Linked DNA regions of Homo sapiens: region 1 is linked to region 2. Evidence: chromatin contacts called from ENCODE Hi-C or POLR2A ChIA-PET data. All regions are on one chromosome and are shown on one strand. Each heading gives the region's core, a stretch centred on a gene start or an enhancer-like site at or near the end of the contact. The rest is flanking DNA. Distances are from core to core; before and after follow the strand shown.

Region 1 (3,954 bases), core at 592-3,091, 1.6 Mb before region 2:
ACTCACCTGCTCGAAGGACAGGTGGTCTCTTCGTTGGGACGTCCCCTTTGCCAGCAGCCTTCTTCTCGGCCCGGGCCAACAGTCTCTGCTTCTTCTCTTGCTTTGTCTCTGGTCTGTACTTGTGGGCCAGCTTAAGCAGCTGAGTAGCTGGAAAAACACTCTTCAGTTTAGGCTTGGAGTCAAGGTTCTAATCCTTGTCACTTAACACTTAATAACAAATGCTGGACTGCGGTCCTGCTATATGACTATAATTTAATGACAACTGCAGTTCAAGAAGCCTAAGACCATCCCCCTCATGTTCTGGATGAAATAAGGAATCCTTGCCTGAGAAACTCCTTTCCACGCCACAGAACCTCACCTGTTTGGCGGTCCAGGGCCTGGGTGAACTGGTTAATCGCAGGAGGCACTTTCAGCCGCTTATAGAGGATGGCTCTCTGCCGCTGCAACCTGATATAGCGGGGCCATTTCACAAAGCGGGTGAGGTCTCTTTTGGGCTGGATGTCCTGTCCTGAGAAGTAAAGGGTGACACCGAGTGAGGCTCAAATTCCATGTCAAGTTCATGTCTGGGGCCACTAGGAAGGGTGTTGGTGCATCAGCGATCTTGGTGGTTTAAAATGTCATCACCATCTCTCAGATAGCAAATATTCTTTTACATCATCTGCACACAAACACCTGAGAACAAAGAGCACGATGCTTTTCCTCATCTAACAAGAAGCCAAGGTGCCACGAAGTACAGCAGAATTGCAGTCCTAGTACCTCGCTGCGACACTGCTACTGTACTTGTTTCCAGATGGCTAAGCTGAATTCAAGGCCACTACCATATTGAGCTGAATGCTCGCTCAGCAACTCCCAATGAAAGCAAGAAGCATGTATCATTGCCCCCGTCTCTAAGAGACACAAATTAAGGACTGCGACCACTTTACACCCACTAAAACCTACAAGATACAACACAACCCAATTACCACCTTCCCTTGAGAAAAACATAGACCGTTTTCATTCTGCCGTTTGTTACTTACCAATGCCAAAATTCTTAGGCCTTTTCTCAAACAGGGGATTCACCACTTTCTTAGCCTCCTGCTTCTTCACGACAGCTGGGGCCGGAGCCACCTTCTTTCCCTTGGCCTTCTTTCCTTTCGGCTGGGCAGAAAGAAAACGTCAGTTAAACCGCCGCCTCCACTCGCTTCGTCGGGGGTAGGGCTCAGGCTGGCTCCTCCAAAACAAGGGACGCTGACAGCACCTGCCTGAACTAAGCTGGCGAGCAGCTTTCTGCAACCCCCCAGCACCACCCCTCGACAGGAGCATCTCACATTCAGCCGCACAAGCATGCAGCCCCGGGAACCCCGAGTGGCCAGAGCAAGGCTAAGCCCGAGACCACGCTCTCTTCGCGTCGCCCACCCAGGAGACACCCCGGACTCATGACTCCTCTGAGTCGCGGCCCCACAGGCTCTAGAAGCAACAGGGGCGGGCTCAGAACTCGTCGCTCACAAGGCCTCTGGAGCGGCCCCCAGCAAGCCCGAGAGACGCTAGGGCTCCGAGCCCCGCACTGCGGTGCTCCAGGCCTGCGACACCCAGCCCTGCGACACCGGGAACAACGCATTCCGCTCTCGGCCGCCCGGGGCTCTAGTCCATCTCAATGTCTCCGTGCCACACCAAGTGGGGCTCTAATCCACCTCGGTGTCTCCGTGCCACACCGAGTGGGGCTCTCCTAGCGCCAGGAGGAGCAGGAGGCCCTCCGAGGCCGCGCCTGGAGGAGGATGGCAGCGGATACAGCCGGAACCTGGCTATAGTGCCACGGAACTACAGCTCACTCACCATCTTGGGCGGCGGGAGGAGAGAGAAAGGAAAGGGAATTGTGGGTAATATGTATGCGGCCTCGGAGATCGCGAGAGTTGATACCGGCACGGGATTTCGGATTTAAAGCAACAGCATTCCTATAAAGCTAAAAATCGAGGCGGGGCCGAGAGGCTGCGGCGGCTGACTAGGTTTTCGGACCGCGGCGCGGCGGGGAAGAGAGACTGCGGCGGGAGGGCCAGGCCGTGGGAGAGACGCGGGAAAGTGCGGGTCGCAGAGGCACTTGACCACCCCGCCCTAGGCCGACCCGGCGGACGCGGCGTCTGGTGTGCGGGCGCTGGGGCGGGTATGAGGGTGTGGTGGGGGGTGGGGATGGAGGGGGGGTGGGTGTGTGGGCGGGAGTGGGGGTGGGTGGGTGCGTAGGCGCTGGGGTCGGAGATCCCCTTTCCTGCGTGTGACTTATTTCCCACACCCCGCCAAAAATGGGCACAAACAATGCGAGTGCGTCCAGGAGTCCGCTCGGTCGTGCGCCAGACTCCGAACCTAGGGGGCCCCGGGCCCTCCCTGAGCACCGCGCGCAAAGGCCCGGCCCCAGGGCCAGGCAACTCCAGCGCCGAGGCCGTCCAGTGCGGCTGGAGGGCAGAGGCCGAGAGGCGCGGCGCGGAACTTGAGCCCCTTGTCCCGGCGCACCGGGGAACCATGAGGGATGTTAAGCGAGGGAGTGGAATTACCCCCCTTTTTTTTTTCTTTTGGAGACGTAGTCTCCCCCTGTCGCCCAGGCTGGAGTGCAGTGGCGCGATCTCGGCTCACTGCGACCTGTGCTTCCCGGGTTCAAGCGATTCTCCTGCCTCAGCCTCCCGAGTAGCTGGGATTACAGGCGCCTGCCATCACGCCCGGCTAATTTTTGTATTTTTAGTAGAGTTGGGGTTTCACCATGTTGGTCAGGCTAGTCTCAAACTCCTGACCTCAGGTGATCCCTGCCTCGGCCTCCCAAAGTGCTGGGATTACAGGCGTGAGCCACCGCGCCCGGTTGGAATGACCACTTTTTAGGACCTCTTCCCTGCCGCGCAGAGACTGGAGGGAGCGGGGCCCGCAGTGCAGGGATGAGGTCTGGAGCGGGGCAGCCTGAGTGGGAGTGGAAGGAAAGCGTGGATGTAGGCGGTGCAGAGGGGTCGAATTGGAAGGACTCTTCGGATGGGAGGGCGTGGCGAAGGTGGCGGCGGGCTAAGAAGTTAAGCCAAGGGCTGGGGACGGGGAGCTGGTGTTGAGTTTGCAGGGCTCCCTGGGACACGCTGTGGGCCTGGACGTGAAGTCTGGACTGGAGCCCTGGACAGGGCTTGGAGGGCTGGCCAGGAGTTCCAGGATGAGCTTGCTCTGGCAAAGGCGGGGCCAGTCCTGGCACCCCCTGCGGTGTCTGCTGATGGAATGAGTTCATCTGTGTTTCAGTGATTGACTTTATTTGGCAGAAAGGGAATCCCCAGAAATCTGCGTGTTCTGCTAAGGTTGGGGCATAGAGGGTGGCTGGGGTAGACTCTGCCTGCACTCAGAGGTCTGTGCTGCACTCTAGGTCCCAGGTCTCCCCGCTGCGCTGCTTGAGGCTCGGCCATGGCCCAGCAGAGAGCCCTGCCCCAGAGCAAGGAGACGCTGCTGCAGTCCTACAACAAGCGGCTGAAGGACGACATTAAGTCCATCATGGACAACTTCACCGAGATCATCAAGACCGCCAAGGTGGGGGTGGGGTGGCCCACCAAGGGGAGCAGAGTCTGAGAAGGGGTGGAGACAGGAGAGGCCAGGGGCTGAGCAGCGCGAGTGAATAGTGTTCTAGGCAGGAAGCACCCAGTGCACAGGGAGCTGGTCAGTAGATAAGCAAACCAAATAATGGCACGTCCAGCCCTTACTAACAGTATGGATTTGGATGGAGATTTCACTTTTTAGTGCCTCAGTTTCTCCTGCATGGTGGGGTCCTTGTGATGACTGGTGAGTTTATCTGTGTAAAACAGTTACCTCGGGGCCTGGCACACAGCCAATGAGCAGGAGAAAAGCAGACTGAGGGGAGAAGTGGGGGGGGGCCTCCAGGCAGGTGGAGCGGTCAGCACTGGGGCCTGCAAGCCTGCTGACCACTGCAGCTACAGCTGCATCAGATTGGGCTGGATCCCTCCTGGC
Region 2 (4,296 bases), core at 1,733-4,232:
AAACCCCTTCACATCCCGCATAGTGTGCAGCTCTGGCCTGTTCCTCATCCCGCCCCCTTGCATTGCCTGATACCTCCTTGGTGTGCAGGACTCTCCTTAACCCCTGGGGGAGATCTTTTGAGTCATTGCTGTTCTTTGGGACATTTTCTTTCTCATGCAGCAGTGCCTGGCTGGGGCAGGGCCTTGAGGGGTTCATCCATACCTATGTATATCCTCAGAGAATACACAAGGTCATAGGCCTCACATTTGGGGGTCCCAAGTGCCATGGGGAATCAAGACAGTCTGGGCCAGAGGGTGGCACAGGGACAACTTGCTGGGCTGGTGGGGGCCTGTCAAGTGAGGCCTGGTGGAGAAAGGTTGAATTTGGAGGGCCAGGAACAAGCTGGGATGCAGGGGAGGCTTTCTAAACTCTACAGTGCTTCTAGAGATGACGAGGAGGTAGGGAGTAGAAGAGAGCTGGACAGATTAGGGAGCTCCCAGGGTGAGCTTGTGGGCAGGCCTGCAGAGGAGAAGAGGCTCTTCCCTAGGAGCTCAGAGGGATTTGTTCTGGAAGACTGATGGGAGATGTATGCAGCTGTTTAGAGGCTGCTTTGGAGAACAAATGAACATGGTTCTGGTTGTGCAAGCAGTTACTGTGGTTCTTTTTGCTCATATATCTTCCAATAAAGACATTGAGCGAGGAGAGTTGATACCGTCATGTTTTTGGAGCTTAAGCACAGACTGGCAGCTGCGGGCTGGATTCAGTCCACAGATATGTTGGGTTGGATCCGCACGTGTTCTTGAGGAAAAAAACAAAAGAATTGATGGTCAATATTGAAAAATCAGGAAGTCACTCAAAAATCTCAAAAGCCTGGTTCCTGATTTCCTTGAAAAATGAGAATCTCTGGTAACTCTGAGCGCTTGTTCCTGCCTACAAGGCAGCTATGGGCAGGAGTCAGGTGGCGGACACTCCCACAGAGCCCCTCACCACTCCCACAGCCAGCCACACCTCCGACGGCCCACTTGGACTTTTGACATTTGCGTTTGCATCCCCTCCTCGGAGAAATGATTCATGTTTGTTTGTTTTTGTCTGGACTTTGAAACCTTTGCCCCATCCCTTCATTGACTCATTACTCCATCCCTCATTCATCAGGGATTGAGCACCGGCTCCATCAGGCTCCGTACAAGGCTCTGGGGACTCAGTGGTGAACTCAGCAGATGTCGTGCTGCCTGCCCTGAATACAGGCATCCTCTGTGTGTCACAGGGTGAGCAGGAAGGTGGCAAGAGATCAGACTTGCAGTGGGGAGGGATGGTCAGGAAACTCCTGTGCTCCTGTGACAAAATGGGACTTAAGGTGAGAGGCGGAGGATGGGTCCACTTAGCTGGGCACAGGCAGTGGGGTAGGGGACCAGTCTCCTGGGGTGGGAGCAGACCAAGGCCTCCTCAGCTGAAGGGAAGAAGGTCCTTGGACTGCATGTGTCAGTTTCAGTCACTCATTCCTTTCTTCCCTCCTTCAGTGGCTTCACTCATCGCCTGCCTCACGGAGCAACCTCCTGAGGGCCTGGAGTTGTTCTTGTTCTTGGGACACAGCAAAGATCCCGGCCTCCTGGGCCATACCTTCTAACTGGGCTGGCCATAAGTTAAGCAGTTTTGTATGTATGTTTTTAAAGTCCCTTTCCTTCCTCTCTGTGCTCCCAGCGAACCACAGGCTGGCTGGGAGTTTCATCATTTACCAGACCCTCCTGCCAGCGCTGTAGCTCCTGTCACCTTGGAGCAGTTCACTGGGCCTGCTAAAGTGGCCACAGGCTTGCCCAGCACGCTGCCTGAAGATGGAATAAATAGGTGTCTCACGCTCAGTGTGCTACGGTTTCAAATGTGTGAAGATGCTTTTATTGTAAATCGAAAAGAAATTTATAATGACTGCATTTCATGGTCACATTTTTGTCATGATATATTTTCTCAGAACAGATACTAAGAGTACAGGCCCTATGATGTAGGGCTACTCATTTTTGTGGCCTGAGAAAGAGGTCCTCTTAGATTGGCAGTCATTGTATTTCGATCAATTTTAAACTCGTCAAATTTGTACTTCCTTTTTCCTCCATAGTTAGGAATTTTTGTCGTCAAAGTATACTCAGTCAAGCAATGAGACATTTTGATGGCACCTGCTCTGCCTCCTTTCACTCACCCGTTTTAACACTTACTGAGTGCCTCCTTGTTGGCAAACACCAAGTGATGCCTCGTGGCAGGGAGCCAGCAGGAACCTGTCCCTGGAGGCCACAGTCCAGGGGTAGAATCAGAACGATCTTGAACATCTCTGCAATTTCCTGTGGTTTTCAGAATGCATTTATAGACTACCTCATTTCATTTCATCCTCACAACAGCCCAGGGGGTGAGGGCAGGGCGGAGTATCCCTCTTTTGCCCCTCAGGGCAGCTAAGGCCCAGGGAAATTTGGTTGTTTGCCCAAGGTCATGCCCTGGAGAAGTGGAATGGGGAACCGGCCCCCTTTCTTGCCTTTATAGAGCACTGGTTAGAGCCTCCCTGGTTGCTGGGGACACAGCTTTCCATCTTAATTCTTCAGGCTTCTCAATCTCTTTTCTGATCTTTGAAAAAAAAGATCTACCAATGAAATTAAGGGAGGCTCACTACAGTCTTTAGACTGCGTCTGATACTCGTAATACTAGTCACATTAACAGTGCTGTAGAGAGATAAGAAATAGCACTAATGCCAGCTAAGTGTGTTTTTAGAAAAATCAACCACAGCAACCCCAAATGTTTCCTGGTCTCCAGAGCAGCTGTTGGCAGAGGCGGTTTGAATGGGATTCCTTGTAGCCAAGAGACCTTATAGGAGGTCTGTAGAGATGAGTCATGTGTGAGCTTGCAGAAAAATGTCTCCCAAAGTAGCCCGGATTGGAGATTGCCTTGAGTGCCAGGCTGGGTCTTACCTCAGGCCAGCTGAGCGTGTTCCCCATGGCCAGGATAAGATCACGCTCTGGAAAGAGGAGAGGCCTGACAACCCACCGCCTGCCCCACCCCGCGGCCGCCTCGCCGCCGGGACAGGTGTTCCTCTGACTCGTCACCCGTCTTGCCCCAAAGGCTGTTTTATGAGTAAATAAATAAAACCCACCGTTTGTGAATTATTAAGGGATCTGTCATCCAGCAGGCCAGTCATCTTAGTTTCTGGTCATCTGTTTGAGAACATCTTAGTTGTGTCCTTGGGTGATTCTTACCCTTTCCTGGGGCTTATTTTCCCCATCAGTGCCAGGAAGGAGTGGGACTCAAAAGGAGCGCTCCTCTGTTTGTGTTTTTAAGCTGTAGCCACTGCCCCCGCCAACCCCGCACCACCCCCCCCCCCGCCCCCGCCCCGGCTTTTTTAAATTTTAAGTTCTGGAATACATGTGCTGAACGTTCAGGTTTGTTACATAGGTATACATGTGCCGTGGCGGTTTGCTGCACCTATCAACCCGTCATCTAGGTTTGAAGCCCCGCATGCGTGACTGCAGGCCCTTTTTTATACATAAGAAGGCCATTAGGTAACCACTAATGGGGAAGCCTCTTTGAATGCAGTCCTTCCTGCTTAGCTGTGGCCGAGGCTCCTCCTTGGACCCTCCACCCCAAACACAATGTGAAAACCCACTTCCTCGATGCTCTCACAGCTGCCTCTACCAAAATCAACTTCCTCTGGGCTCTTTGTGCCTTCTCTTCCTCTAACATATAGTAAATTCCATGGAAATGCCCCAGATCAATGCTTGAGTAGAATGATGTTTCACTCATTCAAAATCAAAGCCCCAGTTTCCTTTCTGCAAGTTAAAAAATCAACAAGTGAAATGTTAAACAGATGATTAGCTCCGTGAGGGAGTGTGTCTACCACTGCGGTGCCATTACGGTGCCTTGAACGCAATAGGTGCTCAGTAAATACTTACTAAAAGAATGAGTGAATTTAGTTAATATTATCATAGAATGAATTTTAGTTTCTGGTTCCAAGTCTCAAATTATCTTTAGACGTAGCTTATTGTGGTTTCAAATTGCCAATTAGGATGTTTCTTGGTACATTAGTAGGACCAATATCTGATCAGTGGTGTGCAGTTAGTTGGGGGTTCTGTGTTTTCCTGTAGTCCTCTGAACACTAATGATGAGGTTAGGATCAAATTCCCAGAACACCACTGGGAGAACGCCAGGACACCGTGAAGGCTGAGCCGCCACTCGGTTCTGATGCCGCATCCATTGGTCAGTGCACGTTCTTTGAGCTTCCACTTGAGTGCACGTTCTTTGAGCTTCCACTTGAGTGCATGTTCTTTGAGCTTCCACTTGTAGTGACT

Evidence for each region. A loop is a pair of places that touch in the nucleus more often than their neighbours do. ChIA-PET counts read pairs that join two places held with the same protein, here RNA polymerase II (POLR2A). Pooled maps may share reads with other maps.
Region 1: a pooled map shows a loop between it and region 2 (3-fold over the local background). The contact joins the promoter of RPL7A here to the enhancer-like site in region 2. A Hi-C loop is called at or near these places in 1 of 37 single-sample maps with no recorded cell type and 2 of 50 pooled maps. POLR2A ChIA-PET finds 5 or more read pairs at or near these places in 1 of 52 experiments (PC-9).

Annotation. Positions count from the first base shown.
Region 1 is chr9:133,346,105-133,350,058 of GRCh38, reverse strand. RPL7A (ribosomal protein L7a) reads right to left here and starts at 1,841. Exons shown (of 8, transcript NM_000972.3): 1 at 1,813-1,841; 2 at 1,017-1,137; 3 at 359-508; 4 at 7-147. The coding sequence starts at 1,815. It overlaps MED22 (mediator complex subunit 22), which reads left to right and starts at 1,928. Exons shown (of 5, transcript NM_133640.5): 1 at 1,928-2,137; 2 at 3,359-3,519. The coding sequence starts at 3,397. SNORD24 (small nucleolar RNA, C/D box 24) reads right to left here and starts at 663; the gene lies at 589-663. RefSeq lists enhancers at 1,420-1,889, 1,751-2,045, 3,350-3,851, 3,852-3,954.
Region 2 is chr9:131,732,402-131,736,697 of GRCh38, reverse strand. All of the region lies in intron 1 of RAPGEF1 (Rap guanine nucleotide exchange factor 1), which reads left to right. Among named protein-coding and RNA genes, the nearest start is that of RAPGEF1, 5.5 kb to the left of the region's middle. RefSeq lists silencers at 882-1,176, 2,822-3,116, 3,493-3,542 and enhancers at 882-1,176, 1,473-1,602. Within about 2 kb of position 2,982, at least 33 of the 41 ENCODE cell types and tissues checked have a DNase peak (open chromatin) inside an H3K27ac peak, as active enhancers do; they include PC-9, where a contact is called at or near this core.